2 separate regions of the Homo sapiens genome follow, and region 2 is linked to region 1. The links are chromatin loops, found by intact Hi-C in ENCODE. Cell type or tissue: IMR-90. All regions are shown on one strand. Links, peaks and the distances in the headings refer to the core of each region. The heading gives the core; the rest is flanking DNA. Region 1 holds the start of LOC105370767 (a long non-coding RNA gene). Region 2 has its middle 150 kb from the start of CDIN1.

Region 1 (8,884 bases), core at 575-8,574:
TCCTTGCTCCTCTCAGGAGCTAATTCCAGCCAGGTTGGAAATTACAAGCATGTTGTTTAGTGCTGGGAATGATGTGCTGACTGATGAGCAGAGGTGGGGCTTGAACTGGGGTCCTGAGAAATAGACTTCAATAGATTAGAGTATCAGTCTACTGAGAAATGTGCCATGCAGAAGCTTGATTTTCCTTCAGTCCAACTTAATTTTTCAGAGACTGTAACTGACACTGGCAGTTCTGAGCCCCTCGTTCCTTCAGCACAATTTATCAGCACAAGGTCAGAGAATTCTTTTGGGCCTGTTTCTCATGAGCAGTGATAATTATGCATGTAGACAGCCCGACTCGTATTATGTAATGCGCTGAATGAAGCAGGGAGAATGGTTTTGATTTAGAATCATAAGCACCGTCACCAGACCCAAATACGTCCAGCATCCAAGTAACCCAGGAATCACCTCTCATGTTCTGGATCAGATCCATCAACACACCCCCAATGAGGACACATCCTTTTCCTTACGACTATTGATGGGCTTTCAGCCTGACAATTCAGAAATGTGCCATTGATGTAGGCCACATCCAGGGGAGAATGCCTTCTGGGATTCCTCAGTCATCGGCCTAAGAGGGAGTGTTTTGGTGGCAGGAAATGTCTCTAGATAATGCATTCTTCTAATTTCTTTTTCAAATACTTTGCATCTCAGCTATTAGTCAGGGAAGCTCCCACTTTTCCCTGTCAGAGCCATTCACCCATTTGGCTCAGGTTTTGGGTGTGAGAATGGAGGAACTATGTTCATTTCACTGCAAGGATAAGCAGATCAATGCTCCTGTCGCTGTCTGGTTAGATGATATTTCACATCACTCTAAACAAAAGCATTTCCAAGTGAAGATGAAAAGTGGTAGTAAAAATAGACCGTTTAAGTAGGTACTCTGTGCTACCCTTTCCTACTAAAAACCCATAAGATTTTATTAACACTTAAAGCTCCTTTTTGACCTTTAGGGAGTTTTTATATTTCACAAGCTGTATAGCCTCTTATCCTTGAAAATAATTAAAGGAATTTAGGAAGATGCTAGGGTTACCTATAACTCATGAGATAGTTAAATGTAGGTAAACCAGATAGTTGAAAGTTCACATCAGAGACGAAAAGCATTAAAAGGACACTTTAGTAATGAGTGGCCCAGGTCACGCTTCAGGACCACCCACATTTCTTCCCTAGACATTCAATGCAGGGGACAAATCAATACCCATCAGCCTTGGTCACTTTCTCACTTTTCTTCCAAGGACTATTGCTGTTGCTTTCTTGGAAATAAAACAAAGACACTAACCAAAACCCTGCTGCTCTTTATTGAATGATGTATTGACAGGCATAGATTCACAAAACATGCTAGCCATGATATTGCACTGTGTTGTGACACCGATTTGTAAAAACAAGTATCTTAACCATTTGTCATTTTTGCATTGTTTGCCAGCTTTTCTTTTCTTTAACAATTTTCCAAGGTTATTTATTTTTGTGTGTGGCTGAAGATAAATATGTTTCATTTGAAAACTCTTCTTTAGTAACATCGAGAACAAGAGAAACCCAGTTGTATATTTTTTGTGAATTTCTCCAGTTTGTATATTTTCTCTTTCTCTTTACATCATTTCAATCCAATCAGATGTCTCAAGGAAGTGGATGCCAGGAATGATGAATCACTGAAGCCTGTTGGGGGATCCACACTCGAGGTAGGTGGAAGAGTGCTAGAACACTAAAGCGTGCCACGGCCTCCCAACAGAGATAATACCTTATGCTTGACAAATTGAGAATTGGCATCTAATAACTTGGTATATTGAGAATTAGACTATACAAAAATGTATGTCTGGGAAAAATATTTAAATGCTATTTTAACTGCCAGAGAGAAATCTACTATTAGTGGCTCATAGTGATGTAGTTTAGAGAAGCTTAACCATGGTGACTCTATATGGATACCTTATACAACAAAATTAATAAGGTATGCTGGTGGTTATTCTTTATTTGTTAAGATTTTAAATAATCCATGTGATAAAAAGTCAAGAATTTATTTTAGTTAATGTCATTTTATTATTTTTGTTCTACTTGTGTGTGTTTATGTTTCTGAATTATATAGTGTATTTTCTCCATTACCTTTCATTTTAAGCACTACCGAAAATTCTGTGTTACATTATGGCTTACTAAGAATGCTATTGGATGATGTGATATTTAAAATGTCTATATAATATTAATATTTTCACAAATATATGCAATACATATATTCAAAAGCCTATTTTATTTTTTTCTTTTGTTAAAAATAACACTTTTTGGTCAGATATTTAAAACAATCCAAACTATTTCATAAATATTCTGCAGAAAAGCAGTGTGAGTTCAGAACTGTAGTTTGTATTGAGACAGTATAGTGGAATACACCTTGTTACGTTTTGTGAAGAAATTCCTAAACACATTAGCATGGAAGTAATAATATGAATATTTTTCTTATTTTCTGAGAACACTTCATGTCATTCTTTTTATGTCTCATCATTTTATTTTTCACCATCCTCAATTGCTCTTGCTAACAGCCAAATTGGAAGACAACATTAGTTTCTATCTCAAAATCTTAGAGATGAAGAGGAAAGGTAAATTTGTACTCCTTTACCAATTTTAGATTTGAGATCAGCACAGTTTTATATTTGTATACCAAATATATATAAAACGATATTTCTCCCGAGGTTCAGTTCGAATCAGTTCATCTCTCTCCCTCCATTCCCCCCAGCAGATCATGTGTTAGGGTCTATAGAATGGCACAGAGGGAAATTATTTATGCTCTACCCTCTCAAATCGTGGAGAGGGACCACCAGTAACATATGCCCTTAAGCAGGCTGATGCTTAGGAAAAGGATAGACTGTTACATGAGAATTTCACAGAAACAGTGAAACTAAAAATGAGGGCCTAAGTGCAAAGAGCATCGAATTTTTATCCATTGAGAAGTGGTTAAAAATTTTTTTGAGTTGGTACAGTGTGTCTTGCATAAAATTTGCCACTCTGCCTCGGCTAGGCAGGATGATGAAGCTATATTTCATAAACAAATAAATGGTTATCAACAGGAGATTTCTAATGCTAATTAATTTAATTTCCTGCATCCAGGTGCCTTCTAGAAACTTTATTCATTATTATTAGGTATATCTAGTTAACACCAGTTTAATTATTTTCTGATTCTTAGCCTTGCCAAATGTAGTTTTTCCAATTTCAGTACTTTCAAAGAACATAACTCCTGAAGTTAAAAAGGAATTCCTATCTGGTGCAGAACAGCTATAATGGTACAGAAGCTGTTGAGCACTAAATCAAAATGAACTATTTCAATTAAGCACTAGGAGGGTTTTTGGTGGAGATGAGTTTGAACTAGATAAGCACTCACAGGATTCATTTGAAGGCTTAGAGATAATGCTGTGCTGGATTAGTCTTAGTCTTCACAAAGAGGAACCTCAGAGGGTCACTAAAGTCTTCTATCAATGTCTGTATTTTTGCCTCTGTGTACCAAGTGCACCCAAGTCCATTCATTGCCAGCTGATGAGAGTCTGCAGGCCTGTTTGCTATTTCGGCTAATCAGGGAACAGTTCACAAAAACTCAGTTCTTCTTCTAAGTTTCTGGCCTCTCCTTCTGCTGTTGTGGAGACAGTTTTTGCTGTGATGAGGTAGGTGAGATTTAGGTCTATCCTAAATGATGCGTAAACCATGCAACCCTGACTGCTGTTAACCACCATTTGCCTTTGCTGGGCTCAAGCCAGCTTTTCTTTGGCATAGCTGATTTTGCTCGTGGTGAAATGTGCCAGGGGCATCACTGATCAAAAAAGGAAGTTGGCCCTTATCTTCGGCTATAAAGTTGCCCAAAAGGAACCTTTGAGCAGAATTCTCATGCTTGATTTTTTTTTTTTAATAGTTGTTTCCCAGCCCAACTCAGGGAAATTTCCCAAGGACCATCACGTTTTACTTTGGTAGCATCCCTAGGATTCTCTTTACCTCCCTTTGTTCCAGCAGTGTTGTGGTCCATCTTCACATCCTTAAATGCTTTGCTTTCAATGCATTGGTTTTCTATATAAGTATTAGATTCTAAATTCAGGTGTTATGGAGCCAAACTACTAGCAATCTCTGAAAGCTTCTCATTCTTACTTCCCAGAGTTTCGTTGTGTTCTTAGCTGTTGTATTAACAATTCAACTCTCCAGATAATCTCCCTATGGCATATGCAACATGGGCATTTGGAATACAGTCTTATATCTTTATGAGAGACACAACTAATTTTTACACATATACCAATATAAGCATTTCTTTAAAAAGTTCCCAACAAAGAACACAAATAAACTAACCATTGCTAAGAATTATTTTGGGGGGTGGAGGTGGCCTTTATCTGGTGAAATTCCAGTGGGCAGAGAGCTTGAGCCTGGTGGTTAATTTTATATCAGATTTCAGCCAGCCGGCAGTTACTCTTGTCTGCCGGTAGACTACTTTCTCTGTCACTTGGTATTAGATGTATTACACACCAAGCAGTAATTATCTTTGACACATAATTATTATGGTTTTGATGACAAGAAAGTCTTTTCTTTCAGTGCTTTCATAACATATATTCCTGAAAGTCCAGGCTTGCAAAATGCAGCTAAAAATTAAAAGCACTTGGATTCAGATTGAATTTGAGGAGAGGGAATAAAAGAAAAGAATTTCTTGCACATGGAGGAGAACAGTTTGAGAAGAGCAGAAAAAAAAAAGAAAAGGTATAGACTATTTGAAAGTTTCCCAGATGACCTCATCTAAGTAGGTTGCTGAACAGGAATAAAATCTTCGAGGGTCATTAATGCATTGGGGAAAAGCTGCCTGGATGCAGCCATGTCACTTACTCAGCAGGAAAAGGGTGCCTTTAAAATAATAAACTGATGAAGGCTTGGATTTAAAGAGAGAGGAGAGAAAAGAAGGAGGCTCCCGGCAAGGCCACAGAAACCACACAAATGAGTTTCTAATCTTGCCACATGGGCATTTTCCAGCTTTGAGCTCTGAGTCAACCTCAGCTGCAGGCCTGGATGAGCAGTTTAACAATCCTTGCCCCTAAAGACAGATTTTTTTTAAAATAAATGATCAGAATCAGACATCTTGAGTTTCTTGAGCCTGGGGGCTCTGTGGTATTTAAACAGGCAAGTGTCTGGTGCCCCTCAAGCTGTGCCTATGGCTGTGTTCTTATAAGTCCTGGTCACCAAGCTGTGGCTGCAGAGCTTGGTATAGGCTCACTTGGACAAGTCCCTGAAACTTATGTTTAGGAGCATCTGGGGACAGTGGGAGGTTGTGAAGAGGGTGAATAGGGTGGAGACTAGGGGAGAATGGGGTGGGTTGGAGACACTTGCTGAAGACTAGCATTATAATACGTGGATGTAATAATTTAACTCTAGGAAGTTGATGTTATCCAGCATCTGATTAGCCCAAGAGGAAATCTACTGGGTTGGGTGATGACAATTGGGCTGTGACCAAAGCTGGTTTCCTTTTCTCCATTTAGAAGTAAAAAATGTGGACACCAGGGAGTCCCTTATATTCCCAAGGGTGCTACCTCTCCTCATAGACTTCTCAGCTCAAACTCAAATAATAATAATCAAGCAAACATACTTGAATGCAGCTCTAATTTTAGTTCATTTTATTATTTAGAGATGGAGAGTGGAGGAGGGGAGGAGGTGGAGGCTGCCATCTATGACTAACGCTGTCTCGCAAGCTCTTAAGCCATATTTAGTAACGTGGAGTATAAAAATAAGCTTTTGGTTCAATTTTTTTTAAGTTGACTTCTGTTTCCTTTCTTCTGTTCCCTCTCCCAAAGACGGATTTAACTAATTACACTTTCAGCTGAATGCTGATAGACATGTATTTATTATCGGTGCTGTAAGCCCTGGAATTCTTTCTTCCCTCTGTGAGGCCACAGACATATATATTAAACTCCAGTCTCTGTGAGCTGTCAGAGTTATGGTCCAGCCAGAGCAGTGCAATATGATAAAGTTTTCAGGCCCTGTTTAGTTAAGACTGAAGATCTGGTACCCAGCCAATATCCACCACTCAGGGCTCTTTTCACAGTCCAAAATGATTTGGCTTAAACGTTTCCAACTGTGATGAGGTCCCATTTCAGTGATTATGCAGTCATTCACTTTTCCACATCAACATCAAAGTCATTAACAGCCGAGTATTATTGCGTTGGCTGGAATTCAGTTAAGAACTAGAGGGAAGTTGCCCTTTATTAAGATAAATCATTGCCTTGGTTATGTCACCCATGAAATAATCAATTTACTGTGTTGGTTAATTTCCTTCCTCTTTGATCTGTGAATTAAATTCAACAGATCATTGTTTCACACAACTACCACTCAAAAGATGTTTCAAGGGAAAAATGCATACATATGTTCTGATTGCTGCAGTCTTACAAGTATGATAAACAACACAGCAACACTAAGGGCTCAGTCCATTCTATCATTTATTTCCACAGTTATCTTATCTTCCCAATGCTCCAAGGGCAGTGTAACACCCTGATCGAGCTGGGCGATCCTCTCTCGGAATTCCTAAAGTGTTCTGCTAAGAAATAAAATGTTAAGCAGAGCTAACCTTAATGCTTTTGGGATCATAAACTTGTACCAAATCCAATGTAGGATATTCTTGTCTGGAATTTAGGATGAATAAGCCGTGATCTTTACAGGGATATTCACTTATAAATGTGAGGCATCCTTTAGAAGAATCTCTCTCATAAATACAAGGCATTCTTTGCTCCATAATTCATGGTTTCTTATGGGGAAAAGAAGTTGAGTGGGATGTTTTATTTTTCCTTGCTTTGGTGATTCCTCTGATAAATATTCTTGCGCTTGGATGATTTAAAAATATATATTTTATAATGAAATATTTCAAACATGTAGACAACTATAGAGAATAATATAATAAAAATCCATGGACCCATAACACAATTTTATCAAATCTTAACATTGCACTTTAGGGGTCTGTGTGTGTGTGTGTGTGTGTGTGTGTGTGTGTATGTGTGCTTTAAGAAAATAAATCTCATAGATATAGTTGAGGATTACTATGTATTCCTTTTCTATCCTTATTTGTTCTCTGTCTCCTCAAAGGAAATGGTTATCATGAGTTCATGCATATAAATGTTTTCTGATTGTTTTTGACTACATACTTTTATGACTATGAACAACATATATGCTATTTTACAGGTTTTTTTAACCTTTTGAAAATGATATTACACCCTATGCATTCTTTTGTATCTTGTTTGTTTCATATACATTATATGTTTGGGATTTACCAGTGGTAACACAGGTAGATCTAAGCCACAGTCATTTTAACTGGAACACAGTATTTAATTGTATAAGTATATGTAAATCTTAGCGATGTGTCTTTGTGCACAGGTATGTGCTTTTTTCTCCTAGGGCACATACCAAAAAAACAAAAAAAGGGGGTGTGTAGATTTTTGGGTCATCAGAAATGCACATCTTCAACTTTACTAGACATTGCCAAATTGCCAATTTATACTCCCACCACTAGTAAATGTGAATCCTAATTTCTCCAAACCTTCTGTACTAGAATGATTAAGAATAATTTTCTTTTTGGAAATTTGACTTAAGCATCTCTTCTCTGGCTTCCATGTGCTCAGTCTACATACTGAAAATAAAGTGGAAAATTGTAGCCATCATCATTCTAATGGAGGTGGAAACTGCCTAGATAATTATCTCTTAGCTCTGTTAACCTTGACTTTGTAGATCTGGCTAAAGAGATACCTGTCGTCAAAATAATAGAAAAGGTTAGGCTATGGTTTGAAAAATTTGGCTAGCTCTTCCTAGTCAGCTGGGGTGGAGACATCTGACAATTTCCCAGATACTTCAGGCCCCAAGCAACACTTTCTCAAACTGTTCACAACAAACACAGGGCTGAAATCTTAATCTCTTCAATCTCAATTTGCGTAGATATGACCAAACTACTGCAAAAAAAAAATTTTTAAGTCTCTTGAGTCATAAAAATTAAATAGCATTTATTTGGTACTTAAGAGAATATTGAGCGTGGTGACCACTATTATCTTGTACTTAGGTTAACACGAGACACTGCATCTAAGAATTTATAATAGAAAAAGTAAAACCAATATTAACTGAAATTAGTAGGATCAAACCTAAACATGCATAGGAAACGATACCACCAACTGTGGTTAAGCCCAACTTCAAAATGCTGGTCTTCCCAAACAAGGTGACACGAACTCCATCTGAGAGACACAGAAGAGGATTCAGAACTATGTCTTCAGCCAGACTGAATCAAGGTTACTCCCCAAGCAAGAGGGAATAGGGCCTGGCATCAGAATCCATTCTACATTTTGTATATTTAGTTATATGTAAGTATGCATATTGTATAGAACAGTCTAAAAATTATGTATTGACATGATTATTTTACTTTACTCTTTTGCAGATCAGGGACTGGAAATTTTCCCATGTCACTTTTGCTATTTCTAGGTGGACGTTAGGCATCAAATCAAATGTGTGTTTTGTTTTTTTTTTTTGAGACCGAGTCTTGCTCTGTCGCCCAGGCTGGAGTGCACTGGCGCCATCTCGGCTCACTGCAAGCTCCGCCTCCCGGGTTCACGCCATTCTCCTGCTTCAGCCTCCCGAGTAGCTGGGACTACAGGCGCCCACCACCACGCCCAGCTACTTTTTTTGTATTTTTAGTAGAGACGGGGTTTCACCGTGTTAGCGAGGATGGTCTTGATTTCCTGACCTCGTGATCCCCCGGCCTCGGCCTCCCAAAGTGCTGGGATTACAGGCGTGAGCCACCGCACCCGGCAAATCAAATGTGTTATAGTGGATCCTATTTCTATTTCAGGGAGAGAGTGGCTGTGTTCACTATTCTCAATTTGCT
Region 2 (8,884 bases), core at 466-8,465, 69 kb before region 1:
ATTACACAGGTTTTCAGTAGTTAAACCAAGGTGACTTGCAAAAAGCCCAATGCCATTGCTGACTTGATCTTTAAATCAATATGTTTCTGCAGACATTATATATGATAGCATATGTAGGCTGGAAAACAAGGAACTGAGGCCCCAGAACAGATTTAAAGGGGAGAAAGCCTGTCTTTCTATGAGGCTGGATTTTGAAGTATTATCTAGGGCAAAAGTTTTTTAAAATCTTAAATTACCTGTCACTCTATAGCAGAAAACAGTTTCAGAGACTCGACTTTGCTCTTAGATAGTCACTCCACAAAATGTCAAAGACCCCGAAAAGGGCACTTGGAAAGATATATTGCAAATTGTTATGCAATTCCTTATTCCTCTGGCCAGGAGAATTAGGAATTTGGGAGGTATTTTTTATGTGGGGTAGGGGAAAGAGAGGGTAAAGAGTTGACATGGAAATATATTTTTAAGGACCCTAAAGCCTGGGCAGTTTTTTACTGCATAGCTACAGGATACTTTGGCTAAAACAATTTAAAAAGAAGGCAGTGGAGAGACTGAACTGATGGTTACAGAGAGTGCGTTCTGGAAAACCCTTTCAATATAATTTAATTGGAACAGGATATCACTGATCTCAGATTCTTTCCAATTTCATTGGGAGGCCCAGGAAGCAAGGAGGTCAGATACAGTAGTTGCTAAATGGCGTTTGACTATTACCTGGGTTGTGCATAAACCAAACATAGGTTGTGCACAAATATGGGTTAGTTTGATTATTACATGGGTTGTGGATAAAGAAAACCCAGTTAGTAATGTCCTCTGAACCCTGATTAGGACTGAATGCTCATCCTGTGAATTGCAAATTAGTCAACATCTTTGGAAGTGGCTCATGTGTTAAAACCTTGGGTTTTGGAGTCAAGACACACCTGAGTTCAAATCCCAGCCCCACGGTTACTAAATGAGTTCCTTGGGAGATTTACAAAATCTCTCTAGGCCTCAATTTCTCCATCTGTTGAAGATTAACAATAGTATCCATCTACTACGAAATGAGATTATGTGTGGAACATGCATAGCAGAGGTCCTGGTGCTCAGTGTGTGCATAATACAGTTTAGCTAATAAGTTACATGCAGAAACTAATAAAGGGCAGCTGATATGATCATGTTAGTCATAATACAAAGTATTTAGAGTAAAGCAGCCCTGAAAATCTGAGTGGGATTCATACAACTGAAATGCCCTATTCGTAGCACATTGGGTTAAAAAAATGACTTGGGTGTTTATCACCAGTGAAAACACTGCAGAGAGGCCATATTCTAAATGTTTTAAATGTTTTATAACAGTGGCAGCTGAAATGTTATTAAAATGGACAAATGTAAAATACTAAATGTTCTTGGACAAGAGTGATTCACCGAGTGTTCCTTGTATGTGAGCATGTATTACAATCTTTATAAATTTAGACAGAATTGATAACAATACTTGAAAATAAGACATCATGGAAACTCATGCTCAAATGACTTCAGGTTGTGTGAATGAACCTTTTGCCAGTGAAAGAACAAGGAGGATGTGATATCTCTCTTCTATTCACAAAGCCTAAGGGGAAAAAACCCTGAAATATCAGAAACATATGGTTTTAAAGTTCTGTGTCTCAGCCTGCAACATTGATGGGATTTTATGTAAAGAGATAAAAATCTGTGCATGGACTGTCACAAGCTGTTTGGGTGAACGGAGTCACTGCTGCTAAACCACTGTTGATATTCTTAAATGGGTTGCAATGAGAACCACCTGTAAGCCAGACAGGTTTGGAAGTAGTGAAAATCATCAAGGGATACAGGTCAAAATAATGTAAATAAGATGAGTAAAGAAAGGTTGAACAGCATCAATGAGTCAAATGGCAAAAAACCCGTCAAGAACAAAAAATACAGAAACAAGTGTGACTTCTGTCAGAAGCATGGCAGAAGTGTGTTTCAGAAGGATGAGAATAGAATTTATTCATTGGTAGTCTGGAAAATTGCAATTCCTGGATCCATTCACTTTTCATATTATTTGCTCTAATTATGGTAGGCATAAAGTGGATCAGGAGACTACACAGCTTTGGAAAACATATACAGTATTGAGTAATAGAGTAACCAGATTTTGAGGTGAGCATCTTCTTAGGAGTATGCTTGTCAGTGTCCATGACTCTCTTGCAGAGCACGATAAACTGAGGGGAAGATAAAAATTTATCAACATTTTCTACTTTCCTAAGTGAATTCCCATACCTTATCTCATTTGAACCTCATGAGGCAGGCAGGGTAGAGGAATGTCTGACTATCCAACAGCCTTCATGAAATATTTTGTTCTAGATGAATTTGATGAGACATAATGACAATAAAGATAAGTAGAGATAAATTCAGTTGAATTGAATCTACTTCTTCTGAGCATTTGGTTCTCAACGATTCCTGTCTCATTCTTGTCAGACTCAAATTAATAACTTTGCTAGATATTTATTACATAGTTAAAGCACCCTGGATGTTTATGTGTCTGTATGTTGGCATGTCTTTGGATCTGAGTTTTGAAAGATTAAAGTTCCAGCCTTTGGAATTTGGATATATGTTAATTAAAACAAAGCAAAATAAGCAAAGGAAAGCTTGGACTTTGATATTCAAAGACTTGATTCACTTTCCTACTTCTGGCCAATTTTTAAATCAACATTCTACTATATATCAGGCACTGGGTATGTCACCTAATTTGTGTGAACTTCAGTTTCTGGATCAGAAAGTTGAAATAAAGAGCATATCTGTTACTCAAAGTTGCTGCTATGAGGAAGAGATGTAACAATGTTTGAGAAAAGCATATTGTGATCTGTAAATTGTTATTACTCTTGTAATTATTAGTGTCAGGTGGACAGAAAGAATGAGAAAGACAATTTAGCTTGGGAGACTAGCATGAATTAAAGGCATGGAAATATAATGACATACAGAATGTTCGAGAATGACCAAAAGGCAGGTATGACTGGGATGTAAGGGTATAGAAGGAAGTTCTTCAGTGGAGCAGCAAAGTGCTTTATGGAGAGCCTGAATGCTGGGTTACAGAGTTTGCGCTTTATTCTAGGTCCAACAGGGAGTCCTTGAGGATTTTGAATGAGTACTACATCTTCTAGAAAAATTATCTCACATGCTAGAAAAGTGTCCATCCATACATTATCAATGAGGAGACCACAGAATAGTTTTATCCTTAAGCACTGAACAACATTTCTCTTTTGTTCTCCTTTTTCTCCTTGCCTGGCCGACATCATTCTTTGACTACCTTCAATAGTTTTCAGCCTTTGATGTACATTAGTAATTCCTGGCCTTTGCTCCAGCCTATTGAATTCACATCTGGGTGGTAGGGCCCAGGCCCTGCATTTGAAAAGTCAGTACAGGGGATTCTGATGTCAAGACAAAATTGAGAGCCATCTTTTGAACTTGTTCTGTACCTATTATCTCCCTGTGATATACAGAGGAGGCTCTTTAAACTGCAAGAAATATCCATACATTACAGTGGTCTATGATGAACATATAAGGGATATAAGAAAGAGAGAAAGCTCAACCACTTGGCCATGACTCAGGGAAACTGAAAAGAGCAGGCAGGGGCACTATGTCTTATGGGACAAGCAGAAACCACAGTATGCTTGAGTGTCCAGATAACTGGATCACAGTTCAGAGATAGGAAGATGACTCAGGATTCAGTAATGTGGGTGTCATCAACTGAGGTCCAGGGGTCCCTTCCCATTTTCTGCAGGGAATATGACTCAGCTACTTTCCCAGTCCCTGCTGGTTTCTCTGTGTGAATATTCACTCTAGCTCCTATTGCCTGGCAGACTTACTCATTATATCCTCAATGGAAATTCCAGAGAGGGACAACTGGATTAGTCCAGTGACTCATGGAGGAGCATCTGCTTTTGATGAAGTGCTTTCTCTTCAGTCGGGCCAATCACGATTGGGAGGCAGCGTCTTGAACGGTGGAATATGAGTAAGAACTTCTACAGAAGAGGCCAGGGCTTCCCAGAAGGGGGCTATTCAGTAACAGTAATTATCAGCAACCTCTATTTAGCACTTGAGCACATATCTAAATATTTTACATATGTGAAAATTCATTTAATTTTCATAACATGCATAATTTAATTGTTTTCATTTATTTGACAAATATATACAGCGTTGCTCTGTAGCAGGCACTGGTCTTAGTACCTTACAGATGTTGACTCCGTTGATAAAAACTTACGAGGTAACTACTATTGTTTTTTTCATTTTACAGACAAAGACAGTCACAGAGTTAACATGTTTTCTGAGGTCATACCACTAAAAGTGGAAAAACAATTATTTGAACCCAGGCACTCTGGCACATGCTTTATGAGATTCATTTCTTTGCACCCTCAGGTAACCCAAGGTGCTAAAAATCTACTTGTTCCTATTATGTATTCCAGGAGATATGTAAGGCTGACACACAGACTGGCGTGAGGAGGGCAGTTAGCCTGGTGCTTAGCTCTGAATGATCTCAGAGATCAGAATCTTTTCTTTTGAAGTTCTATGTATCTGGTACCCAATAAATGCTCAATAAATATCTATTGAATAACTATGGAATAAATGAATGAATAAATAGAATAAATACATAAGAAAATGAGATTTAAAAAACGTGAGCAGTTGAAGTGGAGTTTGAAGAAAGAAATTTTTGGTTGAGTGAAAAATCACATTTGATCATTTGAGAATGATAGTATTAAGAAAGAATGGTACGACTTGACTTCACCTCTTAACCTCCAGAGACTCCACTGAGAGCTAACCTAAATGTTTGAAAGATTTTTCTTCCTAGTCTTCTTAGCTTGTAAAATTTGAGCAATTAGACATGCCAATATTTAGGAAATAGTTGCTACTTTTCTAGCAAGACACTATGAGAATCAGTCATCATTTAGTATTTTGTTGTAAGTCTTGAGCTATAGTAAAAAAAATGTAAGTAGAAAAAGTTAAGTAAAATCGTATTGACTTAATATGTACATTAGGCATATTGGCATTTGAATGGGTTTAAATTTATTCATGCATTTTTAAAGGGAAAAATAGTGATTAAAAGGAAAACTCAGAGACTTTTTTGGGAACATAGTCTTTAAAAAAATTATAAAGAAAACATATTTTTACTTAATCAGCAGGACAAGTATAAGCTCATCAATAAAAATGGGGAGCACAAAATAAAGGCAAAGCAAGGCTGACGACAGCCTGGCTCTATTGTCTAACTGTGGAAGAAGCAGGAAAATAACAGCTGCAGACATGCAATAAACAAGCACAAGGGACTAAGTTGGAGCTTGATGCCAAATTAAACCTGTGCGTGAACCTTATTTGTTTCGTTGCAGTTAAGGAAAGACACTACCATTCAAATAGACAAGCTACATAAGACAGACTACGTATACACTGGAATCAGAGTCTCCAATCAGAAAGGGATTTTGTGTCTCTTTTCCTGTTAAGAACCTGGTTTAGACAGCTCTGCTACCTATAAACATTTGCTCTAATCAATTAGAGAAGGAGAGCCTAAGAAATGGTCATGCAAAATATTCGGACAATGTCACATGATGCCTGAAGACTGCTCTCATTTTAACTGGGATAAAGAGGACATTTCTCCATTCAAGAGCTGCTTCTGATTGTTCTATGTTTCTGATGCATTTTTACTAACGCAATACATAGGGTAATAAGATACTCATGTTACAGACACATTATGTAATAGTCTGTATCGTTTATATCCTTATTTGTTTTCAGGAAAATCAAGTTTTATTTTTACTTCTGTGAAACAATGTCATTTCAACTTATTTATACATATTCCTTTATCAGGAAATAATTTTATCCTGGATATCCCTTTAATGTCTTGCAAAATGTCTCCCCATTCTTTTTCATCTCTTAATATATTTTTCCCACCCCACTACCCAACTGTGGCCAAGATATGGAATATAAATAAATGGAAATATGCAGTAATTCTGGTTTGTAATTGAGAAATGTATATACTCATCACTTTCTTAGCAAGGTTTTAATAACAAACACTGAGTATAGGAAAAGACTAGCAGAATAGAAATCTTTAATTAGAATCTCTCAAAACCTACCTTTAAAAATTAATTCAAATAGGAAATTATTTAGATTAATTGACTTATTTACTGCTCTATTTTATCAAAATATTATTCTTTGTTGTCTGAATTGCTCTTATAGCTTCCTGTACCATAACAAGGTATCATAGTTACGTACCATATCATAGCTAGGGAGGAACTAGCTGTTTTAAGCAGTTTATAATCTGGGGAACAAAGGCAGGAAGAGGTTGAATTATATGCTTAAATTATGAGGCAAATAAGAAAATTCTTTTGAGTAACTCACCATTTGGTGATTCCCATTGGCCACTCTCTCATATCAAGTACCCCGTCTCTGATAAAGTTTATTGAAAACTGAATAAGAATTATTTTCTTGGTAATAAGTTAGAATCCATTCTGTAGGATGAAGCTAGTTTTAATTTTTCAGTAGTCTTCTTTAGATTGTCGTTGATGTGGCTGAATGTAGTGCTGTTAAGTACCCAGATCTGGAGCTGATGTTAATGGAGGATGAAGTGAGGAAGACATTTGGATGAATTCTAATTACAGCAGCAGTTCTGATTCTTTTATTTGTGGAAATTTGGCAAACTTCAGTGGACTTAGTAGTGCTTTGCAAATGTGACATGAGTTGAGCAGGCTTGGGTCCTACTGAAAGCTTACAATGTGCCTTGGCTTTGGTAAAGTGTCTGTGGGAAGATGTGATATAAACATTACCCAAACTTTACTGTGGTATAGGGGTAAAAAAATGCATAAGTGAAACTTTCCCTCACCACATTTTCCATGTATTTTGGCTCTTGATTTTGGCTAGGTGTCACCATGGAATTACACAGATAGGTAATATTCTAATGAGATAATCAAATAGCCCAGTCAGATTAATATAACAAAATACGTTGTTGGAAAAGAAATGGTGTTGAATTTAGCTTTCTATTCTCAATAGAGGTTTTAACAGTAACAAACAAACAAAAATAACAGCCATAACGTACTCCAAAAAAGTAATCGGCTTTTGACTGTCATTGGAAACCAAACCGACGTTTCAAACTTTAGAACTCTAGAATAATTTTATGAAGGTAGAAATGCTACTAAGGATTTATGATTGTCATATTTAAAAAATTCATTCATTCTGCTTGGTGAGCACGTGTGTGAGTGTGTATGTTTAGAAATGGTGGTAGTAGCAGTAAACAATTTTTGAGCTGTAGATTTCCCTAAACTTCATGTCCACTATTGACGGGGTCAAAGGATACTATAACATGGATTTGTCTGCCTCATCTGGCAGCTTCAGTCCAGCAGAAATGAGAGAAGAGAGCCATGAAAGCAGAGGCTGAGGAGCAGCATCCAGTTAATAATGTGGGGCAACACACCCAGGGCTCACAATGATGGACTCCGTAGAGTGGGGCAAAAACATTCTTACGGCCTTTCGCATGGAAACTGTATCACCAGCCCCACTTCCTACCTCTCAAGAATGTCTGAGTTTTAAATGAACAAACGATTGGTGAGGTGAGATGCCAAAATAAGGAGAAACATATTAACCTTCTTTGAGGTGGAGACAGGGGAAAGGTACTTCCCAGAGGGAGGTTTACAAAGTGAAAGCCACTTTAATTCCTCCACAGCGTTTTCTTTCTTCCTTTCAATTGTTATATTTAGCAAGGGCCCCTTTCTGTTTTCTTAGCTTTGCTAAGTAAAGCATTTAGGATGACTAGCTTTTTTGGTGTTCTATGAATTAAAACTTGTAGGGTGTTAGGAGATATTTTGATCTCTCTCTCTCTCTCTCACTTTCTTTTTGAGACAGGGTCTCTCTCTAGTCCTTATTGAAGATGACAAAAAATTATTTTTTTGAAGATGCATGATAGAAAAAAATATATGATCAAAATGGGTTCCTATAACCCATTTCACCTCTGAATTGCCTCTTTTTTCTCTCTCTCTTTATTTCCTTCTTTCTTTTTTCTTTCTGTCTTTCCCGTTATCAAAAAATGTTTCTTAAATGTACAAAGTATAGAAGGCATAAATTGTTTCTTTATTAATAAATGCAATTTTAGCAGTAGATGTGTAAATTTTAAGTTAGTCATTTACTTTCTGCTTGTTCATTTTCTCAGTGTGGAATTGTTTCTTAATGTAGAGTTCTAATGGCTTTTTTAGTTTTAACATGTATTAAATTTTCTGCTATCCAGCCTTTTACCAATATATACACTTTAGCTGGGATTCTTGTGTAGAAAGTATAGCAGGATTATATTTCAAGATTCTGAGGAATGTGTGGAATTGTGAGAGATTAATTTACATTCACTGCAGTTATGGTATTACAATTATTTATTATATTGTAATCATCTGAAAATTGTAAATCAAAGAGTAGCATATAAGAGGGGGTCTTCAAAATGTTCATGGAAAATGTGTGTTATAAAAAACAATGCATGGATTTCAAATTTTTTTTGCACCAAAATAAACTTATACTAACTTGTAACATGTCCAAACAGGATCTAGTTTAAGGTACAAAGAAGATTAAGACATCAATTGAAAGAGCACCTATTAGAGCAACATAAATTCTGCTAAAATTGAAGCAAGAACAAACATCAAATTTATGGTGAAGGTTGGGTAGAGGAGTGATGAAATCATTGATGCTCTATAGAAAGTTTCTGGGAATAATGCCCCAAAGAAATCAGCAGTTTACAAATATATAACCCATTTTAAGAAGGGATGAGGTGATGTTGAAAATGAAGTCCACAGCAGCAGCCTGTCAACATCAATTTGTGAGGAAAAAAATTAATCTTCTTCATGCCCTGATTGAAGAGGACTGATGATTACCGGTAGGAACTATAGCCACTTGATTCAGTGTATACAAT

Evidence for each region. A loop is a pair of places that touch in the nucleus more often than their neighbours do. Peaks named below come from ENCODE experiments on the same cell type or tissue, not always from the same donor. Only the 100,000 strongest peaks of a DNase experiment are listed, where the experiment ranks them.
Region 2: it touches region 1 in a loop (3-fold over the local background); 2 of 110 quality-filtered maps call a loop at or near these places.

What each region holds. Positions count from the first base shown.
Region 1 is chr15:36,354,331-36,363,214 of GRCh38, reverse strand. It overlaps LOC105370767 (a long non-coding RNA gene), which reads left to right and starts at 1,701. Exons shown (of 2, transcript XR_932108.3): 1 at 1,701-1,975. In IMR-90, for the core only: no CTCF peak of the experiment used is centred there; DNase peaks (open chromatin) are centred at 1,654, 4,864, 5,704 and 5,904; H3K27ac peaks cover 2,098 bases.
Region 2 is chr15:36,423,268-36,432,151 of GRCh38, reverse strand. No RefSeq gene overlaps it. Among named protein-coding and RNA genes, the nearest start is that of CDIN1, 150 kb to the left of the region's middle. RefSeq lists an enhancer at 3,106-4,305. In IMR-90, for the core only: no CTCF peak of the experiment used is centred there; a DNase peak (open chromatin) is centred at 3,771; H3K27ac peaks cover 2,364 bases.